2 separate regions of the Homo sapiens genome follow, and region 1 is linked to region 2. Evidence: chromatin contacts called from ENCODE Hi-C data. All regions are on one chromosome and are shown on one strand. The core of a region is the stretch at or near the end of the contact, and the rest is flanking DNA. Distances in the headings are between cores, read along the strand shown.

Region 1 (5,842 bases), core at 1,124-3,623, 340 kb before region 2:
TACACCATGGAATACTATGCAGCCATAAAAAAGAATGAGATCATGTCTTTTGCGGGAACATGGATGGAGCTGGGGGCTATTATCTTTAGCAAACTAATGCAGAGACAGAAATCCAAATACTGCATGTTCTCTCTTATAAGTGGGAGCTAAATGATAAGAACTTATGAACACAAGGAAGGAAACAACAGACACTGGGATCTACTTGAGGGGAGAGAATGAGAGGAGGGAGAGGAGCAAAAAAGATAACTATTGGGTACTGGGCTTAATGCCTGGGTGACGAAATGATGTGTACAACAAACCCCTGTGACATGTGTTTACCTATGTAACAAACTTTCACATGTACCCCCAGCCAAAAATAAAAGAAAGGGTGATTTTTACTCTATGTAAAACATACCTCAATAAACCTGGCTTTAAAAACATCTATATCCTTTTACCCAGCAACTTCCATGCTAGGAATCTATCTTTAAAAATACTGAATAATTTTGCAGTGATTTATCTATAAGGATGTTCATTAGAACATGGTTTAAAATTGTGGAAACTTGAAAGCAATCTATTAATAATGTCCTACAATAGGGGACTGATAAAAAAAGATTCACAAAAAGTACTTAAAATTGCATGTCCTGGAACTACTAGAAAGATACTGTAGAAGGATATTTAATAAACATGTAAAAGTGTTTAAGAGGTAGGTATAAAACAATGCATCCCATTTTGGTAAATTAACACAAAATATTTATATAGAAAAAAGAATATAAATTTATAGGACAAAATATTAATAGTGAGTTTTCTTTTGCTTTTAGCTGATATTGTCTGTGACATTTGTGTGTGGTAGGGTAACTGCAATGATAATTGAGGTCAGGCTTGTGTCATTCTGTATGTCAAGGCTGGGCAGGGTACACATCATCCTAAGCAATACAAAACCCATGGAATATTCTGGCATTTTCTAAGTGAGACAATATACATAAAGCGCCCAGCATGGAGGCCGGTACATAGTGAAGGCTCAATAAACGTCAGTCCTCTCCCTTGCCTACCATCCCCTCTGCATTTCCTCCCTGTTCACCAAGAAGCGGGAGACTTGTGTGGGCTGTTGCTGCTGCTGCCCAGCCATCACTTGTCCCCTGGAAGTGGCCCCAGTGCATTAGTGCTCTTGCATTCTTAATGACTCCACTTATGTCCGGAAATTATTTTCTTTTGCTCATCCGTAGGACCCACTGAGGTCTCTCTCATTTCTTAGTAATTATACAGGCTAAGTGCAGACTTCACCCCAGGCAACAGCCTCATTAATTTGCCAACTTGCACAATTTTCACAAGGACATAGATGGGGACGCCTTTTGGTTTTGAATTAGAGTACATTCTGATTTTTAATTATTTTCTGTCCTTCCATACACTGGGGGATCCACATAAATCCCCTGCTGTGTGAGCCCACTGTGTGGTCAAACTCTTTTTAATAGAACATTTTCAAGGAGGGAAATTAACCTGAGGCCAAGTTATTATAACACCAATCCACTGGTGCTCAGTAAATACTTGTTAAGCAGTGATGCAGGAATTCACCTATCCCTGCTGTACCCAAGGAGAGGCGTTAAAGGAAATAACTGTCCTGCTTTTCTCGAAGGCTATTTCACTCACATAAAGAATTTCTGTTGATTCTAATTTATTCAGATAGTTCTAATTTTCACACACAAGGATCTCTTCTATGAGAAAGAAATTTCTTCCCCAGTTTAACTGCACGTCCCATGCTTGTCAAACACAGTGTCGAGATTCTGATGGGCTGTACACACTTAGAGACTTGGTGCAGCTTTAATCAGCCTTTGCTGAAAGGCAGTGTGCTGTGGTGGTTAACAACACAGATTCACATCAAGCTGAATGAATTCTAATTTTGGCTTTATTACTGGTAAACTATATATCACTGGAGAAGTCACTTAACCTCTTTTAAATATAGATTAAGAATAATAAGAATGATACCCATTTCATGTTGTTGTGGTGAGATTTAAGTGCTACATAAGTAGTTGGCTATGATTACTAATCAATACCACGAGGAGCTGCATTATTGAATACACATACTGTTCAACGCTAAGGGGCTCACTGTCCCTCTAGACCATCTGCCCACAAGGTCTCTTAGTAAAGGCCTAGGGGGTGAGGTAGGTTGGAGTTGGGGATAAGCCTCACTCCAACCAGTGTCAAAGGGAGGCTGTCATGGTGCTGGCCCACTGAGGTGGGCAGGATGGAAGCATACAGCAACACTGGCTTCCTGCAGGTGGTTCTCTCACCCTGGGGGGCACAGCCGAGCACCTGCCCTGCCCGCTCAGTCCCAGAAGTTTCATTTCTGCCTTTTGGACTCAGCCACAGGGTCTGTGGGAGTGTTCTGACACTACCTTGGCCTAGAGGCCTGTGGTTTCAGGGACTATGAGGATGTGGCCTGGGGAGCTCAGGGGAAAACACAGAACACAGAAGTTACTGGCTGTAATTTTCCCTTCTGCCAGGGCTGCCTCTCCTTGACCTCAAACATCCTCATTCTCTCCTTCTCAACTGACTGTTGAAGGATTTGTATTATTGAGAGAAGAAGAGTAAGGGAAAAATCTGACTTCGAGGACTTGGTTTAATGCACTTGTTAATGACTACAAATGTGGGGAACATTACATTATTATTAATGCCATTAGCTAGAACATTCTCCATTAGTAGCTAATAAATAGATTGAGCCTACGTAGTACATCTGCTCTCAATTTCATTGTTGATTCAAATGCCTTAATTATAGCATCTAGTACTAACAGAAAGAATTGTTTTTACAAAGCTACTGCCCTTAGAAGTCTTGGGAACAAAGGAATTCATTATCATTTCAGGGCCCAAACTTTTACTTGATTTGCTAACTGCCCCAACTATCAGTTCACTAAACTGAAAACAAACTACTTTTATATACAATCTACTAATTTATTAACCACTGATGAGCTGTGGCTGCTACAGACTGTCTGAGGTCACATGAAATACTTAACATCAAAATCCTCCATTTTCATCTAGAAATGAAGTGGAACCTCCACTTACTTTTCCTAAATAGTAATGTTGCCTCTGTCTGCTAGAGGAAGGAGACAATGGATAAAAATCATTCCAGTCAAAGGCAGAGAATTTTATTTTGTTATTTTGTTTTTTTAATAAAAATCAATGCATTGGCTAGCCAGTCTTTAGGAATTATTTTGGCAAAACAGAGAAGGTCACTGATTATTAGACCTAACAGTGCATGAGAGCACACTTTCTGGTAAATCCAAAAGAGGAGTGTGTCTGGTACTTGGCCATGCATTTGATGAGTTTGAATTAGGATTTTTATCTGTAAGTACTTGAAAAGTGATTCTCAGACTAGCTCTGTTTACCAGGAGAAGGGCTGTACTGTCATCTTCTCGAATATTTAGCTAGAAGCACATTAGAAACCTAAATGCTACAATAAGCTATTCTACTTTAGTCAATATTCTGATAGCGTGCACGTAGGGGTGTGTGTGTGTGTCTGTGTGTGTGTGTGTGATTTATCCTTCAGCCTTGTTCCAAAAAGGATTTAAGGTGGACTATTTGGAGATACAAAAGTCAAAATAGCATTAGTTAGAATTGGCTGAAAAAAGGAAAGGAAACAATCCACAATGGGTTGGGGAAGGAGGCTAATTTAAAACTGTACATCACAAGTCCTATATACAGTCATGTACTGCATAACAATGTTTTGGTCAACCATGGACTGCATCTATCATAGTTGTTTCATAAGATTATAATTCCATATTTTTACTGTTCCTTTTCCGTTCAGATGTGTTTAGATACACAAGTGCATAACATTGTGTCACAACTGCCTACAGTATTCAGTAAGTAACATGCTGTACAGGTTTGGAGCCTGGGAGCAATAGGCTATATCATATAGCCTAGGTGTGTGGAAGACTACCACCTAGGTTTGTGTAAGTTCACTCTGATGTTTACACAATGACGAAATTGCCTAATGATGCATTTCTCTGTATGTATCCCCACTGTTAAGCAATGCATGACAGTACTTGCTATAGGAAGTCTTCAAATATATCTCTAGCTAAAAGGACATAATCTGTTAACTGTAGTCAATGTTCAGAAAATTTAAAAGAAAACATCTCTATTTAGGAGAAGCACAGCTTTTCTAGAAACTGAGACCAGTAGAATTTTCACAAGAAGATCTTAATAGAGAGAGTATGTTTTGTAATATGGTAAACAATGTCCCTGACAATATTCTATGTTAGACAAAATGTTCTGAAAGAAACTAAATATTGAGAGAATGATGTCAATTAAAAGGTTATTATCTTTCCAGTTTTGGATTCGTATCTTTTCCAGAATAGTAATTTAAATTTGACAAGCTTAATAAAGTCCTAACAGTTTGACAAGCCGCACAAGTCTGCATATGGGGGAGATATCACACCAACATATTCAAACTCCTACAAATGGCTGAAATCAGACCCTTCTTTGAGGATATCTTCCAGTGCATAACATGGAGAGATAGTGAGTACTGAAAGTCTTCACACTGAGACAGGGGAGCCTGAGCCTGGCCTAGTCAGTGGGTCGGGGTGCAGATCCCAAGACGGAATCCTTTATCAGCTCAGTACATTATGGGTGACAGATGAACTGGTCATCTCCTGCTTGACCTATAATAGACCTTAATTATGGTTATTTGTGATTAATCGAATGAGCTCCAAATGACTTCTTTGCTTTGCTCTACCCTCCACCTCTCTAATCCAGCCTATGTACTGCTTCAAGTTGGACCCAAATTTCCTTTCTTGACTCAAATTCTACTACACACTTCCAGAAATACCACTTTCTATCCATACCAGGTAAATATACTTCTTGTTCCTAAATACTGATTGTATGTACTTTTCTAACTTCATGCACTTGCTCGTGCTGTTCTTTCTGTCTGGATGTTCCCTCCCTTCCCTGTATCTGCCTGGAAAAATGAAACTGAATTCATCCCTTAAGGCCTGAGAAAAACACATGCTTCTCTGAATAGCCCTTTTCTATCCTCTAGGGCAGGATTAATTGCTCCCTCTGCAAACCACTGTGGACACTCTTAGCACAAGGTATTTCTTGGCACAAAGTTGTGTAAGTAGCTTTCTTGCCATGTTCTGGGGCCATGCTCTATTGTCTCACCTATGCCCAATGCAGTGTCTGATACACTACAGATAATCTGCATATATAAGATGGATGAATGCTTAATGTTCAGAAGCCAAGTTCAATATTGGACAAGATTCACTACTTTAAAATCAGGATGAATTAGGGAACAACTGTATTTGAAAGGGGCCAAACTGGGAAAATATCTTGCCTTGCCAAAGGCAGTACCTGATCCTTCTTTATGCCTGGCACGGTGCCTAAACTGTAGTATGTATTTAGTCAGTGTGCGTTGAATTAGTGTCCTATTTTGGATATGGTGAATAAGGCCTGGTAACTATAACAGGCTAGAGCAGGAGGCTGAGAAAATCCAGCCTAGCAGGTTATAAGTATAGACAAGGATGAGGGTTATCACACAAAGGAAGGGGAGGTAGAGAATAGTGACCGGAAATGATGCTGAGATGGCTGCAGCCCTTGGAAGAATGTCAGATTACAAGGTCTCTGTGGTCCCTGTGGCTGGGCTTGGGAGAATACTCAAGTCTCCAGCAAGAAAAATGACAGGAGGGATTAGGGCCCTAGTTCTAGCAGCTGGGTAACAAACAGAGAGACCTCTGGTGGAGAAACTGAAACAGAAGCAGTTAAAACAATGTGGGACCCAAGAGTAGAGCTAGACCACAGAAGAGATGGACTCTGGTTGAATAAAGGTTCTTAAAAACCTCCTGAGTCAGGACCCTGCATAGAGACTGGGCATGTGGCT
Region 2 (5,717 bases), core at 567-3,066:
TTGGTTTGCCCCTATGCCAACTTAAATGACTCAGGGAGGGGAACATACAGTGATTCCTAGCTAGGTAGGGTTTAGGGGACCTGACTTGACTTTGAATTTTTCTAAGCTATGTACTGAGCAGGACCTCATCAAAGTGCAGTGGTAGACAGAGTTCATCCTGGCTCTATGGTGTCTTTTATCTTTCCATTCTCCCTTTCAGTGAGCCTCCAAACGTCCACTCCTAGTACTCAGGGATCTGACTGTCAAAGACTTATCTTTTACCTCTTGCTGTCCTCCCCTGGCGTGTTCTCACCCCTCCTCTATTCCTTCAGAGCCCTGCTCTCTAAGATTCAGCTGATTTGATTGGTGTGGTAATGGAAGAGCAACCCACAGTCTTAGGCAAGAGTCTTAAATTTGAAGGTTCCAATGAAGTAGACCCAAGTTATCCCTTTCCAACAGAAGACGTCAGTTGATGGATTTTGAGGATATTTGATTTCATGTGAGATGGTGCCACTGAGCAAATGGTAGATGCCCCAAAGCAGCAGATGAAGAATTAAAGAGGACTGCCCTTAGTGACATCTTGGAATGATTTGGGGGTGTGGGAAACCTCTCCTGCCCTCCAAACTCCTCCTTTCTCCCAGAATATCAAATTACTTTTTCAGAGAAAGTAATGGGAGGGGAGGGGTTTATGAGACAGGAAATGTTGAAGAAGCGCTGGACTCATCAGCCCCAAAGATTAAGGATGGCCTTCTCCTCCCTCCAGATAGGAACATAGCTGGACACCTTGGGGGCAGCTTCTTGAGGACAGAACTGACCTGTGCCTCTTGAAGGCAAAGGCATTATAGGTTCTCAATACATATTGAATGCTCAACTGACTGGCTGAGGTGAAGAAGGAGATGGTTGATTTTGCAGTCTATTAATAACAGCCATAATCTCAAGTGACTCACAGACCTTGAAAAAAGATGATGTGGCCTTCATTGCAGTTTTGCAGAAGTGAAAATCGCCATTGCATGAAACTGTTGAAAGGGGATCTTCAGAATGACTTTGGTGAAATGTTTAGCGACTCTCTTGTAAACCGCAAAGCTGTACAAGGCAACAATGCTCATGATATCCCAGAGCAATGTGGGCAATGGCCACACAAGAGATCCTCAAGGGAGTTCTCTGAGTTTAGGGGACATGTATTGCAGGAGTCAGCCATAAAGGATGGGAAGCGTGCATGGGGCCCTGTGCAAGGCCCTTTGTGAAGCAAGTAAAACACATCATCCCTTTGGCAATTTTCCACTGAGACCACACAAAGAATAAAATATTTAAACATAAACAAATTATGTGTTTCTTCAAAATGTCTTCTTATCTAATTTCCCTCTTTTTTACTACTGTTCCCTCCTAACTTCTCTGTCAGGCTCTAAAAATTCTCTTTCTTTCATCTCTCTGTCCTGGACCATAAATGGCCTTTATGCGGGCTCCTCTCTCTTTCTCTCATGCAGAAGGCAGCTGAATTGCTTTTCCACTTAATTCCAGGCCTAATGAAAGTATCTAGGCCTTGAACCACCCAACCATTCAGCTTTTGCTTATGTTTTTTTCCTCTCTTTCCTTCCAACTCTCTAGTTTACCCCTTCATTCTGGTTAATTGTATTAACTTGTTTTCCTGTATGAATCCTCCTTTAGATTACTTGGATTGTCCTGGAATGGGCTTGAGAGAGTTTATCATTCTTTGTCCACCATTCTTAATGTGGCTCCCTACCACCTGGGCCTGGCTCAAGAGAAGAGGCAGACAGGGTTCTGTGTAAGTGGGCAGACACCAAATGAGGAATGGTGGGATGTCTGGGGTTCCTCGTGTCCTGTATCAGCAGTGAGTCAGCTAGCAGGAACAAGCCTTTGACAAAGTCTTTCAAGTAAGGAAAAACCTTGTTGTGGTTCTAGGATGTGTCTAAATTAGGGTTTGGAACTGGGCATGTCTTGGCCCAAAGCTCATGGTCTACCTGCTATAACTACTGGTGTTGAAACCCCAGGTGATGCTGCCTAAGAAGTCATGGTTGTGTGAGGACTTGCTGCTTCCTTCATTTGTCATTCTGACAAGGTGTCAGGAAATTTAGCCAATAGCAATAACAATCAATGTGCTCTTCTCTACCATACTGAATGAATGCCATGGCAGCTGATCAACAAGAGAATGCCATATTGAAGAGTCTCATTATAAGTCATGTATAACAGAGATGTAGGTATTCTATGACAGGGGAGTGAACTATAGTACCTTGCAAAGACCAGTGTTTGTGGGTTAAAAAAAAAAAGACTGATGCTCAGGTGTAGACATGAGACTCCAGAATGATTTCTGTTTTGCCTTGTAAGCTATCAGTTAATCTGATGGGGATAGAAAAGGCAAAATCTCAGCATGTCAGCATGTCAGTAATTCAACATAACTGACTCTTGTTAAGCTTGTATTCTTTGGCTGAGTGGTGAGAAGCCTACCCAAGTCTTATTTACCCCCATAATCGACCTCAGGAGATATTTAGTTTTTTTCATTGATCTTTTCCCTACAAGTGATGAATGTGAATGGTTAGGTTCCCTTCTATCCATAAGTTTCTTAAACAGGACAGATGGATATGCAGACCACTGTAAGAAACAATAGTGTCTAGTAATTATGTCTGGTAAACTATTAATTTTTTCATTTAGCTCTTTGACAGCTATTTTCTGAGGGCGCCTGATGATATGCTAGGAATTACAGATGCAATGGTGACTGAAGTAAAGATGGTCCTTGCTTCGATGAAACATGCACCTTAACAACAAATGCAGAAAAGTCAAGGAAATTACATGATAAAAATATTAATCCATAATAAGTACTTTTTATATTTAATTTTATTTTTAAATATTTAAGTCATTGATCCATTCAGAACTTATTTTGGCAAAGGAATGATACAGAAATCCAAATGTTTTACCCTAAAACACTAGCCAGTTTTCACAATATCATTTATTAAAGGGACCATGTTTTCTCTACAGATTTGAAATGATACCCTTATTATATACCAAATTCTCATATTTATAGGACTGTTTTGGCATTGTATTCTGTTACATTGATTTGTCTCCCTGCTTTTGGCTCAGTGATGGTTTTTAATTTCTGTAACTTTATAATAATGTTTTTCTAGTTGGCAAACAAGTCTTCTTTATTTCCTTCTCCTTTACCTTTTCCTCCTCCTTTCCAGGTCATTCCATGTATGTATTTTTTTCAGATGACATTTAGAATAATTTTAAGTTCCTGATCTCCCCAAATTCTTTTTTAAAAACCCTGGGTCGGCAAGGCTATTTAAAGTCCTGTTGATGAGGTATCTATTGCAAGTGTTCCTCTGCCAAAATAATTCTAGAAATTCAATATATATGTTAAACTAAGATTCCTAGTTATTGCTCATGGGGAAACATTCTTTGGTGGGCTGTGTTAAGTAGTAAAGCCTATAAAAGATATCCCTTTAGAGTATTTTAAAACAGCAATTCCAGACGTAACTTCTAATCAATGACTTCATGCAAACAGTTTCTCAATGTGTTTTGTATAAAATGAATAAGGTAAATTAGGAGCTGCCTGCTGAAATTTATAAGAAAAATTTCCTTATAATAGGTACCCTTTATAGGAAGATAATTCATCCTGCAAGCTGGAAAACAATTTGATTTGTTCCTTTCACACACATTCAGTAACTATAGATCTGTTACAGAATCTTAGAGTACTTTTCGATCAACCCAGAGTGGTGAATTAATGAAATATAACATCAAAATTTTCAGTGGAAGCAATACAATATATTCTGGTATATGTAGTGGCAGCTGATTCAAGGCATCATATTAGGTCTTTCTTTTCCAAGCTTGTAGTCAAACTATGTAATCACAAACATAAGGCAGAATACACCAGGGCAGAATCCATGGTGACATAATTAAGGACATAGGCTTATCTTAAGTAGAGTCCCAAAGGAGGTTGAAGATCATTAAAGACATACAGAAAACATGGAACTTCTTATCTCACACAGTAACAAGCAAATAACAAGGATTTCTTTATCAATATGAAATGGAAAGATTAGTATATTAAATATTGGAATCATCTTTGGTTTGAATCCATTATGCACCAGTTAATATGACCACGACCTCAGGAAATTTACTTAACCTCTCAGAATATTAATGTGAGTAAAAACTCTCTTGTGTAAATCCTAGGGCTCATGACGATGTACCAACAGAGACTGAAAAGCCATCTTCTTCATGCTCTGGACGGCACTGTTATACTGAAGTTCTAAAACCAATCAACTATGATAATAAAAGCTTCCTGATTACTGCCTTTTATGGAAGAAAAATATTAAGAAAATGTACTGCCCCAAGAAAAGATTTAAGATTGTTCTTTTAAATCTATTTTATCCAACCAAATAAAAAGCTTTAAACATTTTTAAAGTAGTTTCAGCTTAGATTGCACTACTTTGCCTTGAGTGGAGTAAATATTCATGTCAGGGCATGGGACAGCTTGCATTACTGTTCCCAATTATTTGAGAGGCATAAGCTTCCTCTCCCACTGGCATCAAGATGCTCCCTACTCCACATCAGGCCCTCTGACTGGCTTTGGCCAATGTGGGTGAGAGTGACACATGGCATTTTAGTGAAAGATATTAAGAGCCTTCATGAGGTTCTAACATTTTCTTTCTTTTTCCCCTTCACCACTTGAGATTTATATCCCAAGATGTGAAAGGGCTGGTACTCCAACTTGGTCCTAGGTTGAAAATGGAGAGCAGAATCATAGCTAATGCAGCTGACATCTACTGTGACCAAAAAATATTTGGTTGCTGTTGTAAGCCTTTGAGATTTGGGGGCTGTCATCAATCTAGGCTAAGCTGACTAATACAAAGCATCATTCCAAAATGGTAGTTATAATGTCACATTTCTACTTCTTCATGTGGATACCCAATTTCTAAAAGAAGTGTAAGATTCTCTATATTTTCATGGGTTCATCCTCTGTTGATTCCATGATTATGATATCACTGAAATAATGCCTAGGGATTTTAGACAGTTGCATTTTTATTGAAAAATCCCAAAGGTAACACAAATTCATGTGGAAAAATATTGAATTCTGACAATTAATCATTTTAAAGCATGGTTCAGTGGCTTTATAAACAATAAGCTGTTGATAAACTTTGTGAAAACAAATTTGACAAAGGCCTCTTTCACTCCTATACAATAAATACTCTACCAGTTGTACCCTTGGCCAAATCATGTGCCAGGAAACTGAGGATGGAAGTGGAAGTGGCACCTTTCACTATTACTCCTCATGATAGACTCATAAAATATTGCTTCTTATCCCCATGACACTGGCCCCTGCTGGGGTAGATAGAGCACAAGTGCCCAAAGAAGGGATGCTTCCACCAGGGCATGTGACAGTGGTTCTGCTGAATTGGAGGTAAGACAGCTACCCAGACATCTTGACCTCCTAATGTCATTGGATAAACAGGCAAAAAATAAAAAAGAATTAACCAGGGTGAGCTCTTAATGACTAAGGAAAAATAGTGTACTTTATACACAATGGGGCAGGTCTGACGTGGTTAGTTTTCCTGCTATTAATATTATGTTGGCTCCCCTGTAGTACCCCCAGTACCCCATATCTTGTAGTAAAAGTTTTTGGAAGACCACTGCAATCTCTCATAGGCAGGACTAGCCAGAGTTCAATCCTTGAGAAAAGATGACGTGAGTCAAACTACCAAGAGAAGAACCCCAACCACCCGAGGTGC

Evidence for each region. A loop is a pair of places that touch in the nucleus more often than their neighbours do. Pooled maps may share reads with other maps.
Region 1: a loop to region 2 is called in a pooled map, with 5 times the contacts of the local background. The contact joins two enhancer-like sites. A Hi-C loop is called at or near these places in 3 of 37 single-sample maps with no recorded cell type and 2 of 50 pooled maps.

The regions. Positions count from the first base shown.
Region 1 is chr7:106,891,907-106,897,748 of GRCh38, reverse strand. All of the region lies in intron 10 of PIK3CG (phosphatidylinositol-4,5-bisphosphate 3-kinase catalytic subunit gamma), which reads right to left. Among named protein-coding and RNA genes, the nearest start is that of PIK3CG, 30 kb to the right of the region's middle. Within about 2 kb of position 2,373, at least 4 of the 41 ENCODE cell types and tissues checked have a DNase peak (open chromatin) inside an H3K27ac peak, as active enhancers do.
Region 2 is chr7:106,548,235-106,553,951 of GRCh38, reverse strand. No RefSeq gene overlaps it. Among named protein-coding and RNA genes, the nearest start is that of CTB-30L5.1, 48 kb to the left of the region's middle. RefSeq lists an enhancer at 782-1,081. Within about 2 kb of position 1,816, at least 2 of the 41 ENCODE cell types and tissues checked have a DNase peak (open chromatin) inside an H3K27ac peak, as active enhancers do.